3 separate regions of the Mus musculus genome follow, and all the other regions are linked to region 3. A link is a loop called in an ENCODE intact Hi-C map of the cell type or tissue named here. Cell type or tissue: left cerebral cortex. All regions are shown on one strand.

Evidence for each region. Hi-C counts contacts between places; a loop is a spot of excess contacts. Peaks named below come from ENCODE experiments on the same cell type or tissue, not always from the same donor. Only the 100,000 strongest peaks of a DNase experiment are listed, where the experiment ranks them.
Region 1: a loop joins it to region 3, with 3 times the contacts of the local background. A loop is called at or near these places in 4 of 42 quality-filtered maps.
Region 2: it touches region 3 in a loop (2.3-fold over the local background); 2 of 42 quality-filtered maps call a loop at or near these places.

What each region holds. Positions count from the first base shown.
Region 1 is chr6:85,275,364-85,283,363 of GRCm38, forward strand. All of the region lies in intron 6 of Sfxn5 (sideroflexin 5), which reads right to left. Among named protein-coding and RNA genes, the nearest start is that of Sfxn5, 54 kb to the right of the region's middle. In left cerebral cortex, a CTCF peak has its summit at 1,695 (motif pointing left); DNase peaks (open chromatin) are centred at 614, 1,376, 2,305, 2,819 and 5 more places; H3K4me3 peaks cover 749 bases; H3K27ac peaks cover 6,025 bases.
Region 2 is chr6:85,232,740-85,240,739 of GRCm38, forward strand. Sfxn5 (sideroflexin 5) reads right to left here. Exons shown (of 14, transcript NM_178639.4): 11 at 4,101-4,216; 12 at 2,024-2,109. Among named protein-coding and RNA genes, the nearest start is that of Emx1, 49 kb to the left of the region's middle. In left cerebral cortex, CTCF peaks have their summits at 4,434 (motif pointing right) and 6,563; DNase peaks (open chromatin) are centred at 317, 4,477, 5,408, 5,599 and 2 more places; H3K27ac peaks cover 1,578 bases.
Region 3 is chr6:85,330,013-85,338,012 of GRCm38, forward strand. It overlaps Sfxn5 (sideroflexin 5), which reads right to left and starts at 3,410. Exons shown (of 14, transcript NM_178639.4): 1 at 3,296-3,410. The coding sequence starts at 3,403. Rab11fip5 (RAB11 family interacting protein 5 (class I)) reads right to left here. Exons shown (of 6, transcript NM_001003955.2): 5 at 7,469-7,658; 6 at 4,950-7,214. The coding sequence ends at 7,011. It overlaps Mir705 (microRNA 705), which reads right to left and starts at 6,361; the gene lies at 6,280-6,361. In left cerebral cortex, a CTCF peak has its summit at 3,006; DNase peaks (open chromatin) are centred at 1,459, 1,917, 3,096, 3,514 and 2 more places; H3K4me3 peaks cover 3,102 bases; H3K27ac peaks cover 5,635 bases.

The sequences.
Region 1 (8,000 bases), 55 kb before region 3:
TAAAACTTCTCCACGCTTTTCATCTTCTTACTAAGCACGCATCATTTACCATAACTCTTCAATAATGAGGACCCTATAAAATAGAGATGACCTTCCTGTTTGGCTGAGGCTTTGAGATGTGCAGGGAATCAATCCAAGCCTTTATAGTGAATTGAAGAGTCGGGTCTCTCAATCTCCAGCTTGGCACTCTGGTTCTAATTTTAGGGTACTCCTCCAGCTTGTCTCAATGAGCACAAAGGACAAGGGGGTTCAGTTACCACTCTAGCTGGTTGATGGGGCATAGACTATGTAGTGTGCTCTAAGGCTTCTGGCACAGCAGGGGTAGGGAGTGGACTTAAAATGGTGTCTGTGATGGTAAATCTTCATTGTCAACTTGACTGACGGAATTTAGGATGACACAAACCTCAGGGTGCTTCCATGATAGATTCTGCAAAAATTTAACTGAGGTGGGAAAAACCACCCAGAATGCAGGCAGCCCTATCCCATGAGCTGGAGTCCTGAACTGAAGAAGAAGTAGAGAGCTAGCTGAGTGCCTGCCTGCATTTGTGTATGCTCCCTGAGAAGTTGGCGGTGTAATGTGGCCACCTCCCTTCCAGCTGCTGTGACCTCTCACCGTGAGGGACAGTGTCCTCAAACTACAAGCCGAAACAAATTCTTCTTACTTAAATTACATGCATGTATGCATGCACATATATAACACCATGTATGTCTATATAGAAGTTTTGTCACGGCAAAGAGAAAATTAACCAAAACACCCCCTAACCACAAAACACAAAGACCAGACAAGACAGGAAAAGCTAGACTGGCCAAAGAGGTTCTCGAGAGTGAGCAAGGCTGATGGACCCTAACATTCAAACAGGACTTTAGGAAAGCCAGGCTTGACTAACTATTGGCAAACAGAAGTTGACTTCTGCTAAGGGAGATGTGTGTGTGTGTGTGTGTGTGTGTGTGTGTGTGTGTGTGTGTGTGTGAGAGAGAGAGAGAGAGAGAGAGAGAGAGAGAGAGTGCATGCATGTCTGCATGTGTTTGTGTATGTGTGACAGGAGCCAGGCAGCTGAGGCAGCGGGACAACAGAGCCACTGGCCTGACTGGGAAGAATGTCCCAGACATTGACAAAAGACAATCTAGAGAGGGTAAGGATGGGAGACCAGGGACACCAAAGAGCCCACTGGGTCCCTGTGGCCAGGCGGGGCCCAGAGCACATGGTGCCAGCCTCGTTCCCTATTAGGCAAAGCACTGCACCATCTGTATAGTCCCAGGAGCAGGAGCAGGAGCAGGCGTTTTATAACTTCCTTTTCTTTTTCAGTCTACATTAAAAATAAATGTTCCCTTCAGCTCTCAGATGTATATCTCTAGTGCAACCTGCCCACATTCCCTCCTGCTGCCCTTTCCAGAACATGGCAGGGGAAGGGAAGGAAGAGATGGAGAGAGGGAGCCAGTCCACCCGGCTGATGCCAGTGGATCACACCTCTTCTAAGAGGGAAGCGCGGCAGGCACGGCCACACATGGTGGAAGGTGCCCAGAATGCATGGGGACCAGGGAAATGGAAGTGGAGGAAATGGGAGCCAACAGCCAGGCTTGCTTCCCACCCCCACCCTCCCGCACCGCAGGACCTTGGCCAAATCACACATCCCATCTTTGCATTTATAGTTCATGCAGTGGCTGGAGTCCCCTCTGCAGCTCCAGCCCTCTGGTGGCTGTCCTTGCTGCACGTCTCTCTGTACTTCCCCTTGTGTGTCCTGCTGTGGACCTAGTGATCATCAGACTCTGGGGCCAAGACTGACCCAGGCTAAGTTCTTTGAGTTCCTCCCCCTGCCTTCACCTGTTAAATAAAGAACTACCCTGGCATCTCTTAGGGGCCACATCTCCCAGAGTGGCACAGACAGAATCTGGCTCAGTGTCTGGCACATGTTCCTGGATGTCAGGTAGTGGTATCGTCCCTCCTCTAGTCTGGTTTCTCTCAGTCTTGTCTGTGTACACACACACATACACACACACACACACACACACACACACACACACTCACACACACACAAGCCCTTTCTTTGAGCCTCACAGCCTGCACCTTCCTTACAAATATAAATCTTTGTGTGAGCATGCATGTGTTTGTGTATGTGTTCATGTGTGTGCATATGCATGTATAAGCCTCTGGGGGCTGGGAGGAGCAGGGGTCAGCCAGACTCAGCAAACTATAGATCTATACAATGAGGATCAGAAGTTCCTCCAGAGGTTGACCCCAGCTAAGTAAGATTCCCTAAGAATATGAAGGAGTGTTGGTGTCTGGGCCATGACACCGCTGCAGCCTTCACAAAAGGCTCTAGGGACATTGTGTGCAGAGCTATGTTGATGCTGGTACTGCGGTGAGTACCCCCTGCATCTCCATCTTCACTCATGCCCTTGGCTCCCAAGCAACCCTGCTCAGCACCCCACCACCTGGGCTCCGGGGCTCAAGAGGGATTATTTGTGCTACTCTAAGGACTGAGTAGAGAATGTATTCTGTACAGTAGCTTCTACCTGGAAGATGGTTCACAGGAGACCTCACACCTTTGTCATTTCCTTAGGTGTCCTAACTGCTGTAGAAAGTTACATTTTTCTGGGTTTTGTTTTTTTGTTTGTTTGTTTGTTTGGTTGGTTGTTTTTATTTGGTTTGGTTTGGTTTGCTTTTTCAAGATAGGGTTTCTCTGTGTAGCCCTAGCTATTTTGGAACTCAACACTATAGACCAAGCTGGCCTCAAACTTAGAGAGATCCACCTGCCTTCTGCCTCCCAAGTGCTGGGATTAAAGTCATGCACCACCACCGGCAGGCTGACAAGTTATTTTTTTAAGACTTATTTGCATTTGTATTTATGTACATGTGTGTGGGTATGTGCACAATAGTGCAGGTGCCCACAGAGGCCAGATATACAGGCTTTGGATCCCCTGGAGATTGAGTTCAAGGCAGTTGTGAGCTGACCGGTGTGGGTGATGGGAACTGAACTCAGGTTCCCTGGACAAGCCGCCAGCACTGGCTGTTAGCCAGTGAGCCATCTCCTGAGCCCAAACAAGCCCTAACCTGGGAAAACAACACCTTGAACATCCCAGGTTTCTGGCTGAGAGTGTCACCTGAGCTGCTGAAGTCAGGGGTGGAGGAGAGCACAGGCCAAGCAAGGCACCAAGAACTGGCCTCAGAGCCACCTGGGCAGCCCCTAAGCCTTGCTCCTTCCCACAGCACTCTCAGATGAGGACTTTGTATAGTGCTCACAACATATACATACATAATACATACATAATACATACATAAATACACACACATATGCATGTGTGTGTGTGTGTGTGTGTGTGTGTGTGTGTGTAGGGGGCTGGAGAGATGTCTCAGTGGTTAAGCACACTTGTTCTTTCAGAAGACCTGCCTTCAGTTCCCAGAACTTACATGGTGGCTCACAACTGCCTGTAACTCCAGTTATAAGGGATCTGACGCCATCTTAGGACTTCTATAGGCAGTGCATGCATATGCATGCAGGAAAAAACACATGAAATAGGAATAAACAAATCTAGGGGGGGGGCAAGCATAAGGACCTGAGTTTGACACACACACCCCCAACCCCAGCACTAAAAAATGTTGGATGCATCAGCTTGGGTGTGTCATCCCATCGTTGAGGAGGAGACAGGAGGAGTCTGGGGCCCATTGGCCAGCCAGTCTAGACAACTGGTGAGCTCCAGGTTCAGGGAGAGACACTGTCTCAGAGTGAAACAAGGAAGACAGCTGATGTTGACCTCTGGCCTCCAAACGCATGAGTACACACCAGCACATGCATGTCCCCCCCACCCCCATCCCCCCCCACACACAAGATCTACCTATTGGCGGGGGGGTGAAACATTTTTGAGCTTCACCACAGGGTACCACCAAATTATCCCAATTGAGGAGAAAACGATAGGAATAACTATCCTCAGCGCCCACCCCATTACTGGGCTCTCCAATCAGGTCGAGGTTCAGTTCCTTTGCAGGTTCCCATCACCCTCTCCATCTCCTTACATCACCTCAGCTGGCTCCAGGTTGACAGTCTGGCTCCCAAGAACCGCCCTCAACAGCCAGAGGGCATTAGCAACCCTCACAGGGGAGAACCTGACTTTTGATACCTTCCCTTCCTTACCACCCCCATGCCACCCCACATCCTCAACGGTGCCTCTCACAGACCTGCCATAGCTGGGGCACCCAACAATTCGCTAGGTTTTTTTTCCTTGTGCTTTGCCTCCACCTTCTGATTCATATGGCCAAGGATCTGAAAAGCAACACTTTGGTGTGTCGGTGTCACTACTGTATAAAGCAGTGGCTCTCAGCCTTCCTAATGTCGCACCCTTCCATACACTTCCTCGGGTTGCAGTGACCCCCAACCATAAAATTATTTTCACTGCTACTTCCTAACTGCTGTAATTGTGCTACTGTTCTGAATCGTAATGTAAATATCTGTTTTCTGATGCACTTAGGTGACCCCTGTGAAGGGTCATTTGATTCCCCAAAGGTCTTATGACCTGACCTGTGGGTTTAAAGGCTGCAGGCGTCTCCAGAAGTGGCTTTTGTCAAGACTAACCCTGGTTAGTGGCGTCTGGCTTTAACTGGACTGACACCTCTCTCATGATATGGATGGGGCCAAAATGATCGTTATTTGTGGCTCTGGAGGTGGGCAGCGATGAGCTGGAATGAGGATTAGGAGACAGGAGAAAGTGGCTTGTGTTAAGAAGGACTCAGCATGTCTGTAAAGCCCTGGGACACGGACAAACCCTCAAACCTGATAGAAAGTAAACCCTCACCTCTCCATTACAGTAGCGATTCGGTGACCTCAAGAATACCTTCTGAGTCTTGGGGTTTCTATACTCATGGGGGCATCCAGAGCAATAAGAGAAAGCTGAGACTGTGTATGTAAGCCAAGCCTATACTGTCACAAGAAAGTTAGACTCTGTGGCCAGGAAGGTAGCTTAGTTGCTATAGTGCTTGTGTGGCACGCACAAAGCTCTGGGTTCCATGTGCAGCATTGCATGAACCCTGTGTGTCAATGCACACCGGAAATCCAAGCACTTGGGAGATGGAGCAGCAGAATCAGAAGTTCACAGGTCCTCAGTTACTTAGTGAGCTTAGACCAGGCTTTTTTCAAACAAACAAACAAATAAACAGGGCATCAGACCCACTGACTTGGGGCTCATGGTCTGCGTCCTTCATCCTTCTGAGATTTGAAACCTCCAGACTGGACGGAAGTGCAGAGATGAGAAGGGAGATACAAATGAACCCAGGAAGCACAGACCACGAGGCGCTGAGCTCCTGGCACGTGAGGCTGGCAGGGCACAGGAGGAAGAGTTGAACAGACCCCAGGGTAGAAAGTCCTGCCCCTTCTACTATGGGCTCATGGGAAGGACAGTGTGCCACATGACAGTGGGAAGCTGAGGAAAGAGGAATTGACTGGAGGAAGCACCCCCATGGTGGGGGCTTCTTAGAGGACCCTGAAAGGATGGAGACTGGGCCACAGCAGCCGCAGAAGTGGCCTGGACACCCTGGCTTAGCATCCGCGCTTCTGTACAAATTGGGATCTTTTTGCCACACACGAAAGTGGGGGAAAGTTCCCATCTTTAAATGTTAAGCTTAAAATAAGCCCCGACACGGGTGCCAGTGGATCTGTGAAATCTGCTGACTAAACTGGCACCCGTGCCTGTGAGAGAACCAGCTCGTCCCTCCGAGCCCTGGGGTAAGAGTGAGGTTACGCTCAGGGTAAGCAGGAGGGCATGGGGTCGAGCAGGGATGCTCGTGTAGGCAGGAGGCTGCTTGGATGTGACAATCTACAAACTTCTCAGCTGAGGCACCTGCCAGCCTTCCTCGCCCCTTCCCTTCATCACTCAGGGGCCCAGTTCCTAGCACATTCGCTGGCACCCTCGTTTCTATTTCGGTAAGCGTTTTCAGTGGCTTCTACTCGAGTATATTTCTTACTCACTCTGACCAGGGGCTTCATGAAGGTGTGGACTGGAACCTTCCAGCCCCTTTAGGACCAGTAACAAAGGAATGTTCAGGGATGTTTGTCAGGCAACAGCAGGACCTTAGAGGAGCTCCTGTGGCTGAAGGGAGCCAGGCTGCAAATGCTGGGGAACAGTCATGCTCCTTCCATATAAGGTGAGGTTTTAATCTGGTGGTGGCCGGAGTCAAGGGTGGGACCTGTAAACTGTCGCGTTGCTTGCCATGTCTGAGCACAGGGATGGATGGCTTTGGTTTTGCCATATCCTCAGGCTCAAGTGGAGACTCACCTCTGACCCACTGCTCTGAATCTTGGGACACGGCTCTCTGGGACTCAGAAGCAGGTCAGCTGCTGAGCTGTCTACTGGGAAATCATGTCTCAGCATGCTGCCTGTTCTGCTTCCGTGGGGAGACCACGCTGCTGCTCTGAGGTGTGCCGTCTCCACACTGTGTGCTAACTCAGAGACCCTTGGTCACGGGCTCTGAGGCCACTCAACACATCTGCTTTCACAGTGCCCAGCTCACAGCAAAGGAGATCAGCATCCAAAGCCTGGACACCGACAGGGCCACAGTTTCCTGAAACACTGGGTTTGTCTGGGGTGTGAGCGGGGCACCTCAGTAGCACTCTGCGGTTAAACCCTGTCTCAAAACATACAAAATCACCACAACGAAACAGAGCGAGGCTGACTTGTTAACTTATAAATCGGGACCTTTGTTTTGTTGATTTGTTCCGGGAGAGCAGTCACTGACTTGGCTAACAATCTATCTAGGCACTCAGTGGGTCCTGAGCCTGTATCCACCTGTGAGTGGCCAGCTCAGATGCCCAGGTCTCTGGTTTGATAATATTGCCAAATGATCTATCAACGTAAACGTTTATAAAATTATTATGTCAGAGCTGAAGAGATGGCTCAGTCAGTGCGGTGCTTGCCTTATAAGCATGAGGGCCTGGGTTCAAGCCCACCAGAACCCACTTTTAAAAAAGACACATGCTTGTCTCAGCACAGGGGGATTGGAAACAAGAGGATTCTTGGAGCTCACTAGCCAGCCTAGCCTGCTTGGTGAGTGCCCAGCCAGTGGGGGCCCCATGTCAAAAAACGAGAGGAATTACACCCAAGAACAACACTTGAGGTTGTCTTCTGACCTACACATACACACTCATATGCACACACACTGAGACACATGCGCAAACATAAAAATGACTCTGGTAGACCCTGATATGCCTACCTATTAACTATTCTACCCTTCTTTCTCATTCATAAAAATCTGTATGATTGAGAGTCAACTATATAATAGCTTAATTCCCCATGAAATGCCACTGTTATATGGGACTCCCAAGAAGATCCGCGGAAATAGATGACTCCATTGGGAGATATTTCATTCTTCCCTCTTTCTCCTCTCTGAAATGTGCATATGATATGATCGTTCCAGCAGCTATCATGTGAGCTTCGAGGTGACATGGACAATAGAAACAATCACTGACAATGAACGGTGACAGCAGAATGAACAGTGATAGCAGAATGAATGGTGACAGCAGAATGCCGGGTTCCTGATGGCCTTGGGCAGCTCTGACCACATCCAAGCTTCTTTGACATTCAAGAGAAATACCATTGTCTAAGCCACGATTACTCTGAATTTTCTATACTATGCAGATGATCCCACACATAACTGATAACAGTTATGCCACCACCACCACAAAAAGCCCAGGCACAATATGTTTTAAATGACATAATTACAGAGGTCATGGTCTCTGAAAATAAGATTAAGCTATAAAAATAATAACAACAATAAATTAACAGTATTTTAAAAGGAGTCATTTAATCACAGTAAGGGGCTGCAGAGGGCTCAGCAGTTAAGAGCAGGGGCTGCTCAGCAGGAACCTAAGTTTGGTTCCCAGCACCACACCAGGCAGCTCACAGACTCCTATAACTCCTGCTCCAGGGGATCCCACGCCTTCTTCTGGCATCTGCACATACCTGCACATACATGTGCAAATCCATACATAAGAACATAATTAAAAATAAAATAA
Region 2 (8,000 bases), 97 kb before region 3:
ACTACTGACTTCTCATTTCCCAAGCCCACGGCTTCCTCCAGGGTGAGCCAGGCCCTGTAGCACTCCTGACTCCCCTTAGTCTGGGGAGGGTTCAAAGTCAAAATAATCTCCACCCCACCTCCTATAACTCCTAAAATAAACTTTAAGCCCACAGAGCAATGGCATGCTGACCCTCCTTCAACTTTTTGCCAACTCAGTTCCTATGCAAACTGGGAAGGCACTGCAGGTCATGCTCCTCTCCAGCAGATCCATGCTGAAGGTCGGGCCTCTGGCTGGCCTTGGTTGAGCCAGGCTTCTCCCCACTCCTGGGTGTAGTTTTGAGGGACCTGGAAACTGCACTGGCTGCTGGCTGCTGGCTGCCGGCTGCTTCAGGGAGGAGGGTTGGAGCTTCAGCTGTGCTCCTGCTGTCTGCAGTGGATTTGCCTACTTTATCCCAGCAAGCCAAATTCTCTTGGGCCATAAAACCTGCCGTAGCCAAGGGCTTCTGGATCCCCCAGCTGCTTCTGGATCCCAGCGTGGGGAGATGAGACTGCATTCTCCCTCAGCAGCTCTCCGAGCCTTGTGGGACAAGTTTGCAGGAGTCCTAGGCTTCCCCAGCTCCGCTGCCCTTTGATGCCTGTGTATGTGTATATAAGAAGACTTCTCTGCCTGAGCTGCCAGGTGAGGGCTCTGTCCTACCAGGCTTGCACAAGTGACAGGTGACTAACCAGTTTTCAATGAGCACAGGCTCCCCACCCTCCACCCCACCCCCACCCCCACGGCAGAAAGCCACACCCTCTTCACCTGGCCCTGGTCTGCATATCTGTCCTGAGACTCACAGGAGAGGGCTACACCAAGACCAGATAAACAAAGAACTGCCCTCTTCAAATCTATAATTTGCTGTTGTTTATTTGTTGTCAGTTCCCATGCTAAATTTGTTTTTTTCCCTTCTCTTCTCTTCCCTTCCCTTTTTTCTTAAACTGCTTTCAAAACAGGGTTTCAGGTTTTAGCCCAAGCTGGAACTTACTATGTAGCCCAGACTACTTTCAAAGACATGGCAATCCTGCTTCATCTGTCTGAGTTCTGGGCCACTATACCTGTCCCAGATTAATCGTGTTTAATCTCAATGCTCAGATACAAAGGCTCTGCCCATTTCTGGGATTGAAGGGTCTCTCCTGTGGGTGCCCAGGACCTTTGTCTATTTGTCCCAATGGGCAGGCTTTCCTTTAAGCATACTGGATCCCAGAGGGTCCCCACAAGAGGGAGGGGCGTCTACCTGCTTATCAGCACGTGCACATACCAACCAGGCTTTACCCAGGCCCCTTCCCTGCCCCTCCCCAGGCCTCCCAGGCCTCCGTAGGCAGGTGGACCCTGGTTCTTCCTTCTCTGTTCAACCATTTCCCAGCTCTACCAGGTTTCACCCTCCTATTACACACTCACCAATAAATAAGTAGGTGGTGGCACACGCCTACAGTCCCAGCACTCAGAAGGCAGAGGCAGGAGGATCTCTGAGTCCAAGCCCAGCCTGGTCTACAGGGCTTTCTTTATGTGTGCTAATAATAGGAGCCCTCTTTTATTAGCATTGTGGTACCCCCCTTATGGACAGTGACATAACAAATAGTTGTGGTTTGTCCTCTGAGGGAGCCAGGGAGATCATTATTATTCCACTTTTGCTTTATTACAATTAATTAATTTTTAAAAAGACATGTGGCCCGAGACTCATTATGTAGTCTAGGTTGGTCTTAAACTCACAGAGATCCGCATGCTTCTCCCCCGAGGGCTTGGGTTTACATTCACAGGGTCACACAGACTCTGACCCAAACCGCCAGCTACCCTGTCCCTCCACCAGGGCAGAGCCATGCTTTTCCATGGGTGACCCGGCAGCATTGAGCACCAGCCAACTGCCTGGGAAAAGTCATGAGTTTCAACACCGCTGTCCAGTACAGCAGGAGACAGAGGAGGTGCCTCCCACCCCCAGCAGCACAACAGGTAGGGACCATGGCTCCCCACCCAGCATCTCCCCCATACCCACAGCCTGACTTACTTCTCCAGCATGGACATGACGATTGGAGGAAGCACCAGAATGGGCATAGGCAGAACCACACGTGTCAGAGCTGTCTCCAGCAGGGCCTGCGGATGGGGACAGGCTGGGGTGAGTGGAGAGCATCCGCGAGGGAAGCAAATCCCACCCCAAGTGTGAGGTGTGTGCACTGCTGCTCAGCACATCTGGCAGCCTGGGCTCGCTCACAGCAGTGCTCACAGAGCTGGATTCCAGACAACAGAATACACTGCTCCACCCTCCCTCACTGAGCCTCTGAGAAGAGCAGATTCTCTGCATGGGGGAAGGGCAGCCTCCCCAACCTGGGATGTAGAGGGATCAGGGGTTGGGGAAGTGGTACACAGAGGGCCTAAGATGCTGTCAAAACAAAGCTAGAACAAACTGCTGGGGCCTGCAGAGCCAGGGGGGTTCCCAGGCTGAGTGAAGCTGTGGGATACTTTTTAAAAAATACATCCCTTAAAGACAAAGATATGTAAGAGCTTTGTCTCCTGGCTCTAAGTCTTTTTAATTCTTTTCTTTCTGTATCCCCAGGCTGGCCTTGAACTATGTAGCTGAGAATGGTCTTGACCTTAAACTCGTTTGCCTTTCCTTCCTAAGTACCGAGATTACAGGCATGAACTACCACCCCTCAGTTTATGTGGTACTGGGGATCAAACTCAGGGCTTTGCGTGTGCTAGGTAAGAGCTCTTCCAGCTGAGCTACAGCCGTGGTGAGAAAAGGCCAGCTTTGTAAGGGGCTCAAGCTTCAGCTGAGTATGTTCCAGGTCCAAAGGAGATCTGCCCTGGCGTGGGCTTAGGATTCCATGGGATCGTGGGAGACATAGCTTGAGGCCCAGCTAAGGGGCCATTTGTGTTTGGACAGCCACTGCCCAGAGTCCCTTTGAATCATGGGCTCCTGCTCTTAGAGGAATGCTCAGGAATGTCTCACAGCTCATAGATCCTCAAGTCTCTCCGATGAGACAGAGATAGACCAAACCTGGTTGAATGAAGCCCGGGGCTGCAGAGGAGCTGGGTCACCTGCCCAGATGGCCTTGTCACCTCTACCGTCCTCACAGGGCACCATGAAAGGGTGGGGCTGGGATAGAGTAGGGCAGATAATGAGGCACTGGGGCTGATAGCAACCCTCAGGAAGGGGGTCTTCTCAGGTTTCAGAACGGAGCCTGTGGGCAGGATGTGAAGGCTAAAGCCAGGGCAGGGGACAAAGAGTGTACTGCTGGTATGACATTCAGCCCTGGCCCTTACAGGATCTAAATGGGCCCTGACTTGCCCTGAGATGGATGAAGAAGGAAGAAAAGCTCAGAGGCTTATCAACAAGGTCTCTGCTGAGCAACAGACACTGGTACATGTGTGATGCTCTACCCCCTCATGCCTGCCCCTTTGTTTCATTCCCATGCCTCACAGGCTAGAGCTCAGAACAGCAGGACAAGCCACCAACCACCATCAACAGCAAGGCTGAGAGAGCATAGGACATGTATACTGGGGTGTGTGTGTGTGTGTGTGTGTGTGTGTGTGTGTGTGTGTGTGTAAAACACAAGAGCTATAGTGGGCAGGGCCAGTGAAGAGGGCCTTATAAGTAACCATTTGCAGGAGCCATGGCATCTTCCACAGCCTGAAGCTCCAGTGTTCACAGTACTGTTGCTCCCAGAGAGGTAGCAGCCCTCATACCACTGCCTGCAGCTTCCCATTCACAACCCACAAAGTTGCGAAGGCCTAGGGCATGGAGAGAAAGCCCTGGGGAGGCTCCTCTGCCCTCTCCAATTAACACCTCTGAGGAAGAGCTGGGTCCTGAGGGGCTGGGATAAAAAAAAAATGGGGACATTTCACAGTGGAGACAAGAGGGAGGAGGTTGGAGAACAGTGAAGGACCATCCAGAAGAACAAGCCTGGCAGGGAGCAGACTCTGAGGCCAAGGGCTCTCACAGATGAGCGATGGCAACTGGAACGAGGAGGAGACAGCTAGAGAAGCAAGCCAAGGTCCTGTGACCAGAAGACCTCAAGGAACATACAAGCTATGCTCGGGCGCATCGATCCATTTGTGCAGGGCTTAGCCCCTGGGAAACCCACGTGTCTGGCTGCAATCTTTGAGGAGCCCACGAGGTTGCCATCAGCATCCAGGACATCAATTCCTTCCTCTAACTCCCCATATCGCATCAGGACCACGTTGCAGATATTGGCACTGGCTGGAGAGAGGAATACAGAGAGGGGTAGTGAGGCACGGATGGCTTCCCACCTGGCTCCACCTCCAGACATGGTTCCCCAACCCCCAAGAGCTCTGTGAATCCAGAAAGGTAGAGTCCTCTATTTTGCTTTCAGCCGGGGCAAAAGATCCTAAGGCCCTTTGAGACCCTGGAAGCATAGACCAAAAAAAGTAGCAGGTGGAAATATGGCGAAGGCTTTGGGAGTTGCCACCTATAGAGGGCGCTGCTCGCCTCTTCTGGGGCCAGTCTCCAGGCAGGGGAAGCAGATGTGTAGACAGACAGAGAGAGAGAGAGCTCTCTGGCCCTAAGATGCATCCCCCTGGGGCCTGATGTTCTACCACCAGCAACTCTGTCCCTTAGCTACATAAAATGCTTTTAAATGCCACTCCCCAAATTCAGTCCTGCATGTCTCTCGAAAGCCAACCAAGAGACAGGCATCCACAACAGCAGGTGACAGACAGAGCAGACCTCGGTGCCTACCCGCCCTGCACCCATCATATGCACAGGACACAAGCTCAGAGAGCAAGCGTGACTTAACTGAAGTCACACAGCAAAGTGGAACAGAGTGGAAAGGTTTCAGCGCCTGAACCTCAGGTACCCAAGACGGGATCTGGGGGGAGCACGCAGAGTCTTCCTGAGCTTCACCTGCTCCACTTGGCCACACCCCTCCCTAGTCTCAGCTGAGATCTTAGGGACCTAAGGCCGATAGGAGGTTCCTGGATCCTTAGAGAAGCACTAGATGAAGGTGGCTGGTACAGTTGCCCTGATCCCCTTCACAGGGACGTGCAGGCCAGGCCCATGCCGCTGTACTGATATAGATCTGGCCTGAAGTCCTCCAGCCCTGCTTCATGATGGAAATGGGGAGACTTGGGGGTGGTAGGTGGGTGGTGGGAAATGTGGTGGGGGGGGTGACAAATGCAGAGCCTGCCTGCTCCACTCCTCCCCCCAAAGCGCCTTGCTGTGTTTAAAGTTTTAATTTTTGCTAATTAATGTCAATTAATTTTGTATAATGAGTGTTTAATTTTGGGGAGTGTGTGAGCCTGGGAGCGACTGCAGTTCTGGGCTGTGAACGCTGATTAGCATCAACACCTGCTGCTTCCCCCTCTCCAGTGGGGGGGCACCCGGGTTTGGGGAGCTGGAGGGTGGTGAGGCTCAGTGGGCAAGTGGAGTGGGAGGGAGCCCACAGATGCTCCTGGGACCTGAGCCAAGGGCTGGGGAGCCCAGCAGTGCAGGGTGTTCACAGCTGGGGGACAGGATTCTGCAGGTGAAGGCTGGGCTGGGAACCAGGGCTCTCTGAGACTCACTGTCCTATTGTAATCAAGTAGGGAGGTGGAATCAGCCGAGGCGAAGACCAGGAGGCACTGCAGTCTTTGGAGAGGGAAAGCCGGAGAGCAAACAAGCTCTGAAATGTATTTCGAGCGCATATGCTATCTTTGAGTGTCTCCACTGTTTCCACACGATGCTGATCAACACTCACCATGGCAGACTTTCTGTGGCAAGGACTCGAGCCTCTGACTCCTGTCCCCACAGTACACACATTTCAACCAGGGGCCACGTGGGGAGAACGTTCTTTATTATTCATAGTTTGGGGGTTGGGGTGGGGCCATTACTGGCACATGGCTGGCAGAGACAGTGAGGCTGTGAAACACGGCCTCTTACCTGGCCCCAAAGTCAATAGTGCCTCGACAGAGACACTCACACCCTGGTTTGTTTTGAGATAGGGTCTCTCCATGTAGCCCAGACCATTCTCAAACTGGCCATTCTCCTGCCTAAGCCTCCAGAATGCAGTTTCCACAACGTCTGAGAAATCCTTGCCTTAACCACATCTAAAGGCAGAATTAGGAAGGAGGGTCTGAGGTAAAGACTTGGGGTGAGAGGGTAGGCCATGGAAGATGATGGGCAAGGTGCATGGGTTTGGGGCTTCTTGCTTGGGATTCATTCCCAACTTTCTCTCTCTCTCTCTCTCTCTCTCTCTCTCTCTCTCTCTCTCTCTCTCTCTCTCTCTCTCTCTCTCTCTCTCTCTCTCTCTCTCTCTCTCTCTTTTACTTGGTCTCAAAGGCGAGCTCCTGATAGACCTGGATTGCTCAGGACCCATCAGGCCTCTTAGATGGCCTTGGGAAGCAGTTCCTGGCCTCTGTTGGTGACCTGCCCTCTAGTGGCCTCAGAGATACTCTGCAACCCCTTTGGCCTTTGGGCTGTCAGGCCCTGCGTTCTGAAAAGACGTGAGTGACTGAGTGGGAAAGTAGGGTTTTCTGTCTGAAAGGGTGGACCCCTACCCTCAAGAATGCCTTCCATTTCCAGCACTACTGTTCCGGCCAAGGTGGCACAACTGCGATCCCCAAGTAGGAGACAGTGAGTCCTGTCCCTCCTGCTGGGCATTCCCAGTACTGCACTCAGGGTCTCCAGGAGATGTCAGGAGACAGGCTACACTCACACTGAATGCCAGACTCTGTACCCACCAGGTCAGGAAGGCAGGAGGAAGCTCAAATGACTCCAGGCCCCACTGTGTGTGTTTACATAGAACAGGGGGCTGATGAGAGTGGGGGGGCAGGCCTTGAAGGTGACGGACAGTGGGCCAGTCAGGAGCAGGGTGCCAACTGACTTTCTCTCCAGTTTCCAAGTGTGGATGTAAGGATCGCAGGACAGAGAACTACATGTGAGACAACAACAACAACAACAACAACAACAAAAAGTACAACCAGGAGTGGTGACGTGGACCTGATATTCTAACACTCCAGAGGGAAGCAGAGGCAGGAGGATGATAAAAGCTCAAAGTTATCAACAGTTACAAACTGAGTTCCAAACCAGCTGGGGCTAGACGAGGTCCTGTGTTAACCCTTCAAAGGTCACACAAGAAAGTGATGACCCAGACTGCATTTGTCTCTCACCAAGTCTCTCCAGGATGTCACTGGAGAACAATGGCTCTGTCATTTAAGCTACCTTGATGGAAAAAAAAGGGATAACTAACATCAAAGTAAAAACAGCCCCCACCAGGGACAGCATTCTTTGACATGATTGGCTATGCAGATGACATGTGCCGTTTAATCTTCTCTGTTGCCCCTACACTCTAGTTACAACCAGCCCTAGAAGAAATCATCCCCTGTAACAAGTAAGATGGATGTCCCATGCAGGGACTGCACTTCAACTGCTTCATCTGGGCCATTCAATTTTTCCATTTCCCCCCAGAGACCTTCCCAGATCTCTCCTACCCCATTCCAGAGAGAGAGAGAGAGAGAGAGAGAGAGAGAGCACGCACATGGGTCTCCCTTTTGACACACCAACAGATCTATCATCGACAATATCAGCAGGTTAATTAAGCAGTCTATTAGTGATAATGTTACAAAAACTGGCACATTTTCAACTCAGATCGACACCATTCAAGACTCAGGCATGACTGACACCGGAGCAACAATACGGGGAGACATCATGAACTGGGGGAGGGAATGACAAAAGCACTCTTGACTGCCACAGATGTTCTTGCATGAACCCACTGCCATGCAAAACCGTGCAGACAGTGAAGGGCTGACGCAGCAGCATCCAGAGTCAAAGGGACAATGTGAGAGACAGACGGACAAAGGGACAATGTGAGAGACAGACGGAGCAGCTTCCTCTCTGAGAAGCCCACCTCTGAGCTCGCACAGGACAAGAGATCAGCAGGGCCAGGACAGGCAGCACACACCTGTCTCAGAAGCTGGCCGCTGGGAAGGCAGGCGCATCAGCCCGTGCAGGAGGAGGACTGTTCAAACATGCCCAGGAAGAGCCAGAG
Region 3 (8,000 bases):
GAAAGGACTTCCAGAGCCAAGTAAGACCTCAGTTCCCAATCCTACAAAAAGCACTAGGACTAGGGCTGTAGCTCAATTAGTAGAGTGTTTGCCTAGCATGCACAAAGCCTTGGGTTTGGTCCCCAGCACCCATAAAACTAGGTGTGCTGTTGGAACACCTGTCACCCCTGTGCTTCAGAGGTGGAGGCAAGAGAGCTACAAGTTCAGGGTCATTTGTGACTACATAGGAAGTTTGAGGCCCAAGGAGACCCTGAGGATTGGGATGGAGCTCTAAAAGTGGACCATGGTTTATGACACACTGTCAACAGAATCTTCTAGGTCAGTGAGGTCCACTATCAGCAGTCATTAGACACCTACTGTGTGCCAAACACTGAGAACAGGACCCAGGATCCAGAGGAAGATAACTGTGCCCAGGCAAAGAATGTAGCTTCGTTGACAGAAGACTTGTTTAGCATGTGCAAAACTGGATTCTACCTCCAGTACCACATAAACACCGGGGCTGCTCATGTCTGGAGGTAGAGGCAGAGGGTCAGATATGCAAGGTCATACATGGAGAATTTTGAGACCAGCCCGGGGAAGGAACCTGTCCACTCAGAAGAATGTGGCAAACTACTGACTTTAGAATTTTTTCTTAAAGACTAGAACAATTTTGTTGCCATCTTCCAAAATTCCTAAGGAACAATTTAGATACAATTTGGCCAACTGCTGAAATCAAAGGCTTGTAGCTCAATTTCATTCAATTTCACAAACCCCATAGGAGACCCCAGCCCCACTCATTCACAAAGCTCTGAGACACACCTCATCCATCCAGACAATCTGTTAATGTGATAACCTAACCTAACAACACCGAGAGAAGGTAGGCACAGTCCCTGATCCCATATGATGGAATGGAAGAAACATGGTAACAAATAAGCCAAGGGTGTGAGGCTCCTTCGAGGAAATGATGATTTGTGGATAACGTAGGGATGAAGAGGTGCTCAAAAAGAATTGAGAGCAAGAGACAAGACATGTTCCAGTGGGTAGCCCAGGCATGGGAAAGAACAGGATAAGCCCGAGGGTTAAAAACTGCTAGAATGGTGTAAAGAAGGGGGTGAGTGGGGAGTCAAATGTTAAGGAGTGGGCCCTGAAAAACTTTGGGTCCCTTCAGATGTGAGGTCTAAATCTCACAAATAGAGGAAAGCAGTGCAGGCTGTTAAAGACTGCTGCATGGATGGGAATCACCTGATCAGACCTGCACTGTTGGGACTCTGCCATAGAGGAAAAGGAGGAGCTGGGAGACGGCCAGAGCAGGACTGGAAACCCAGGAACCTGTCGGAGGTTCCCATGTCGGCCAAAAAAATAAACGTGTGGACTGGGTTAGCCTTGGAGAGGGAGGCTAGGAGAGCTGTGGGGGAGAAGGGGAGGACTGGGAGTAGCAGAGATGAATGGAGGCTTAAGACTCTAGTTCTTGGGTGGCAGGCTGAGCTGTTTGCAGAGGGAGGAGCAGGTGTGGAAGAAACAGACGTTCTCAGCACCGGTGACTCAGACCTGCTCAGCACCCTTTCTTATCAGACCACTAGGATGCCAACATTGGAGGCCTCTGCAGAGGCCACTGCATACTCCACAGATGTGAACAGCTGCAGAAACTAATCCTCCCCAAACACACTCCACAAGAGTGAAGAGCCCAGGGCAGGAAGCCAATACAAGGTACTCAGTAAATGTTGGGTAGATGGATGACCCATGAGCCATCCAGATTCCAGATACCAGACACCAGACATTGGGGGAAAAGCCCTTACTCAGTTCGTGTTATTAAAAACCCAATTGCCTGGGGTAAGATCAACAACCACTTTTTATCCGGAAAAGGACCTAGGGAATACTTTGGAAGAGTAATCTGCATCTGCGAGGCTCCCACTGGGGGGTTCAGAGCGGAGTTTGGCGTTCTTGATAGGACAACTGGGGTGGGGGTTCCAAAGACAGCAAGTGTTTCCCAGTCGGGAGTGCAGGCTTACTTAAGGATGCGTAGAATGGGGGTGGGGACAAATGGAGGATCACTCAAGGTTAGGCACAAACACCCCTGACAGCGTCTCAATATTTGGTGGCATTTTACACTAGCTGGGACATTAAGTCTCTCCAGATTCCTCCATGCAGAGACATGTCTATTTTTGAAAGAAAACAAGTCCTATTTTAAAAAACTCTAGGGACGTATTCTCAGAAAGCTTAGTTCGACGAAGTTGGGGGGGGGGCTGAATTCGGAACCATTCTCACTTCTAAACCCAGCCACATCCCACCTTTGTAGCATTTTCTTTCTTCCTTCAAAGTTTTCTCTAGCACATCTGCTGTCCCCACTCCTGGCAAGCCCAGGGTCACTTCAGCTCTGGAAGCAGTCTGAGGGTCTGCGGCGTAATAACTAAGCTCCCATGCTCCTGGCTCACAGACCTGGACCTCCGGTTCCATGGCCGAGTTAGTGATACCCGGGTTTCTTGGGTTGGCGTGTCCCCAAGTAAGGTTAATCATAGTCACGGTGCACCCTGAAGAGCCCAAGCGGGTGTGGATGGGGGCCAGCGCTGCGCAGCGGCCGGGAGCAGCGCAAGTAGGACTGGGGCGCACTTGGGACCCTTGGGAGGAGAGCTCAGCTTCGGAGAATGACACAGCGTTTCCCCGCACCGGGCTCTCTCCGCGTTGTCCCAGCCGCATCCCCGCAGAACGCACTAGCTGTCCGGCTGGTCTCATCACTGAAGCCCCAGGCCCCCGGACAGAGATCAGGTCGCTGTACCGGTGCACGCGGTCCCATCCTAGGGCACACGCAGCACCTTGCTGGAGGTTGAGGAACCGGAGCATGACCATGGGGCGTGCCCAGGGAGTTTTGCCCGGAGACTGTCCCGCAGCTCACAAGAAAGGTCAGTCCCACTCGGGGAGAAGTTGAGGAGCATACCGGCCACACCACCGGCCCATGCATCACAAGACGGGAACTTTGCGCCTAGGGCGCATTTGCCAGAGCGACCCCTTCAGAGCCGCTCGGACCCTGGACCGCGACCCGCGTGGCCAATCATCGAGCGACTAGGACGGGGGCTGTGCCAGGGCGCGGGCATCCGCGGAATGACTGTGCCACCCGCCAATAGGAAACCAGAGAGGGAGACCTCGCCCATCCTGTTGCCCAATAGGAAAGGAGCGGCTACAGCCAAGGTCCCCGCACTAGCTGTAGGCTCTGGTGGCCGCGGGTTGGAGACCCTCGAGCTGAAGTGACTTTGCAAGAGATTTGGCTCCGTGCCCTTCCCTGTGTCTCCCTTCCACCCGCTCGTCGCATCCCGAACCTCACCTGCTGGAAGCGGGGCTTGCCCAGCTGGAAAGGGGGCGCATCTGTGGAGGCGTTCGGGGCACTGGCCGCCGCGGACGCCGCTGAGGCTGTGGTTGCTGTATCCGCCATGGCCACTGACGCCCGCAATCTCCAGCCCTTTTAAAATGTCCCTCCTCGGCCCCCGCCACAGTTGCCTCTCCCGATTGGCCGTGAGCAACCGCAGCGAACCGGGCGCGCAGGGGCTTCTGGGGAGTGTAGTTTTCCCCTGCTCTGAGCCTGACAACCTCAGACTGCAGAGAGTTGCACCCACGCAGACCTGGTCTTAGTTCCTACCGCTAAAGCAGCAGGCGTTTGCAGTCCTGAGAATGTATGCAAATGCATGTGCGGATATACGTGTAGGCCTGAGTCTTAGGACAAGGAACCCCTACAAACGCGGACACGACCCGGGATCAGACAAGCAAGGACTCCAGGCAGAGTGGGGTTAATTCGGATGGCCTTCAGCAAGGAGTCGCACTGCGGGATTTTCCTACCGTTTCTTCTATCAAAATCCTGGCTCCAGCCATTCTGCCACTCTCTGAAACAAGCCATGCTCACGCTGCTGTGACCCTTTAACATTCTGCTCATTTTTATCATGGCCTGAGGCGATTCTTTTTATAGGTTCCGCATACGCGTTCATCCGTTCCATCAGCCTACTTCCACAAAAATCCGCTTCCGGATTTTGTACCACGCAGCACTCTCTTGCCTCCTTGCATGTAACTCAGGCTAGCCTGGAACTATGTAGCACAGGCTGGCCTCAAACTTGTGATCCTTCTTCCTCTGCCTCCCAAGTCCCAGGATTACAGGTGCCAGCCAGCAGACAAACCATGAGCTTAAATATCTTTCCTACTGTATGGTGGGGGAGGGGGATGGATAAATCTTCAGTGCAGATATAGGAAGGTTGACACTAGGTACTCAAATGCTTTGGGTGACTTAAATATCCAGAGCTTAAGCATCCTGAGACCCTACTTCTTTTGATCTAAGGAGGTTTGGTCCAAGCCTAATTACTGAGGACCAGCAACAGGGGTGCACCAGGAGCTGTAGAGAATACCAAGGTAATAAACACCTCACCCCCACCCCCTGCAGAATGGCACCAAATGGCAACTGCAGCCCCAGCTAAGTGGTGTGGTTATAAGCCACACTGGGCATGGAGAATGGGGAGTTGATGGTTTCACCCAGGACATAACTCCTTGACTCTAGGGGAGCCTCTGTCTCATGGTGGGATTCAGAGCTAACTTGGGGTTGCCCTCTTGTCCTTCTGGACACAGCATGAGCCATTGGTGGCCCAAGGGCTCATTCACTCACTGATAGCTGACCCACATGGAATAGAACTCACAAATGACCCAAAGAACAGTTCTTATTTTTGGTTTGTATCCTACCTTTCCTTACTGAACTCAGTGGCTTCAGGACAGAAATCACAAAACTTGCCCTCTTTATCCACTCCCCCCACCCCGCCAGGCCCAACACTCAGTAAATATGCCTGTGATCAGTGCCCGTGAGCACAGGCATCCTAGGCACACGGGCCATGAGGCAGTGTTGCCTGTGATTTCAGAGCGGTAGCTCTGTCACCTGAGAACCACACTGCCCTCTCCCACAGGCGGTCTCCTTTGTCCGCTCATTTCAAAACAAACACACAAGCTGGCTGCGGTACGTGATCTTTTTATTCTTCATAAAGTGCTCAAAACATGAAGAACAAGCTCTTTATAGACAGGAGTTTCAACTAGGAGGACAAAGGGCAGAGCAGAGCTGTGCCTGCTTGCTGCCTGTCTGGCTGCACTCTGCAGTATGTGGTAAGGATCAGACAATGAACAAAACCCTGGCCTCAGTTCAGGACCTCTCTGCAGGACACCCCTGCCCTGGCCATGTAGAGAAGCCAAACAGCAAGGATGGATGAAAGATGAGAGAAGGGCTGGGACTAATTAAAGCCCAGAGGAAGACCTAGAAGAGGGACTCAGTTCCTCAAAAGACACCTCCAACACCCAAGGACTGACCCTACCCCCAAACTCTGGGAACTGGTGGCTATTTTCTCATCTCTGAGTTGACCTATAGTTGGTAACTGCACAGTGGTGGACCCCATTGTGGTTCATCTGCTCTATGCTGGCAGAAGACTGACGTCATCCACAGAGAATATTCTCCTGAGGTGTTCTGAGTGAACCCATGACCCTGTCTTTAAGAGACAGCTGGAAAGACGTTACTGCTTCTCCACTGGGCCCAAAGAATCTTTTGTCAGCATCTCACCTCCTTCACTCATACCTTTTGTAATGCACAGCCACCAAGGACCCCCGAGGATGCCAGGGAGACTGGCAGTATTCACAAGCAAGCTAGAAGCTGGACCACAGAGCAGATACCTGACTTCACTTGAATGCACTTCAGCCAAGCCAGGCAAGACAGGAGGGATTGGTGAGCAGGAGGGACTGTACAACAAGGACAGAACAGCTGGAGAGCCACGGGCATTTTCCTAAGCTCAGGTGTCTCCTAAAGCAGAATGAAGCCTCCTGCTTCCAGACAAACCCACTGGTCCAGCATAACTGGGACCCAAGGTCAGACACAGTAAGGTGCAGGATAGCCCCAGACCTACTGTGCACTAGATTTTTTTACCAGGATGCTCCAAATAAGGGTCAAGGGAGGACCAGGAAGTGGGAAGGCGGCTTAGGACACCTCCAAAGCAGGTTGGCCAGAGCCTTAGCTGAGGTACTTCTCGGGGTAGTAAACAGCGTGGTCCACAGCCCCCTTTCAGGACCCTCACAGCCGTTTTCACGTGCTCAACAGGAGGGAGGGGACACCATGGCCAGAGAGACATCTACATCCAGAGGCTCTTGTCCTCACCCACAAAAGGCACGTTTAATTGGTTTCCAAATGTTCTGAGCCCACAGCAGCACAGTTTTGGCATCTGACGAGTGTTAACAGACATGAATGGAGGCCTGGTCCACAAAACATGAGCAGCCCCAAACCCCAACCTGGAGGGTTTCATGTTAGGGAGGTAGGGAGGACTGCAGGAGAAAGAAGTCATTCCCTCTGTGCCCACCCCACCTCCCACCACTACTGGGACATGGAGTGGGAGGGTCTGAAGAGGGGCAGGGGGCAGCTGAGGAATAGGCACATACCACCACCACCACCACCACCACCCCCCACCACCACCACCACCCTGTGTACATGCTCTAGACAGAGAGACAAGACGAAAACACACAGGCTCCTTGCTCTTAGGGTATAGGCACAAGGCTGAAGTGTAGGTGCCCTGGTTGTCTACAGTGCACAGAAAAGCAAGCAGCTTAGTTCCCATCCCTGTCCCAGTGGCCTAGGAGACCCTCCAGGTGCCAGAAGGCAATGGAGATGAAGAGTTGGTCAAGAGGAGAAACAAATGACCAGCCTCATGGGGTGAGCTGTGCTGTCAACAGTGTTGCCTTAGATAATTCAGCTCACCCCAGAACCCAGAGCTCACTCCTGCTCCATCTTGACAGCTAACAACCTTGTTGCAATTCTCTGGGGAGCCCCATAACCTCGCGTGTGAGAATGGTCAGGTAGGGAAGACCCAAGGCTCCAGTGGGAGTTCAAAGAGCCCCTTCCAGCAGCCAGAGCAGAGGCAGGATGGGGAGGGGTGCAGAGAGTCACCATGAGAGCAGGCTTGCCCTACTCAGGTGAGAGCAGTCAGTGGCGGGCACTACACAGGTCCTCACCATCCCTCCAGGGATGGCGTGAAGGGCTACTTGGGGGGGCCAGGGGAGATTTGCAGCAGTGTGGGCGAGGTCTCCATGATCCGCACCAGCAGCCGGTCAATGTAGCTCTCCAGTTCTTGCACATGCTCGTCTCTCTGGCTCAGCTCACGCTCACGCTGCAGGAGCAGGCCAATGAGCTCATCATGAGTCAGGTGATAGTACTTGGCCGACTGGTCCAGCACAGCAGAATCCTATAGCAAAATAGAATGCAACTAAGCAGGGGAGGGCTAGACCTTCCCCCAGCTAGCCCACCCAAACCTGTTTCCCTACTGTAGAACCCCAGACCTGGCAGCAGCCCATCTCTATGGCTGAAGATGTCCTCTCCACTTAAGAGCTGTGGCACGGGGAATTACCAGTTACCTGCTCTGCCCCCAGCATCACTTGGCCTCTGTTCATCTTACGGCCTGTTCTCTCAGTTGCCCCCTAACACCTTGCTGCACCTCACCTTTGGCCTCTTGGTGTCCACACTTGAGCCAAGCTGGGACGCTGGAAGCACAGACTGGATGCCACCAGATGTGACAGTTTTGAGCCTCTCCAGTCCGCTACTCAGGGCTGTGCTCAGGCTGGTACGGGGCTGTTTCCTGTCGGGGCTAGCCTCCACAGGGGCAGCAGTAAGGGGTTTCACAGGGTGGGGACTGCAAAGACAAACAGGAGGTGAGCTGCAGGGACCGAAGGCCGCACAAAGGTTATACCACCGTCTCTATGATATCTCAGGACAGCATCCTGCCCTCCTCAATGCACCAGCATGGAAAACTGGCCTACAAACTCTTCTACCTTGTGATCAGGCTTAGGCAGCCATTTCCCGTGCCTTGTCTTCTACACAGCTAGTGTCCCAGTCAAGCCTGTGGGTGTGAGAACTTCAGGGTGAAGAGCAAGAAAGCCCTACAGACTATGGTGTTCCCTCATCTTTACCTCTCTCTGCTAATGGCTTACCATGAGCTTTGGGACAGGACTGCAAAACCTCTTGACCTGGACCC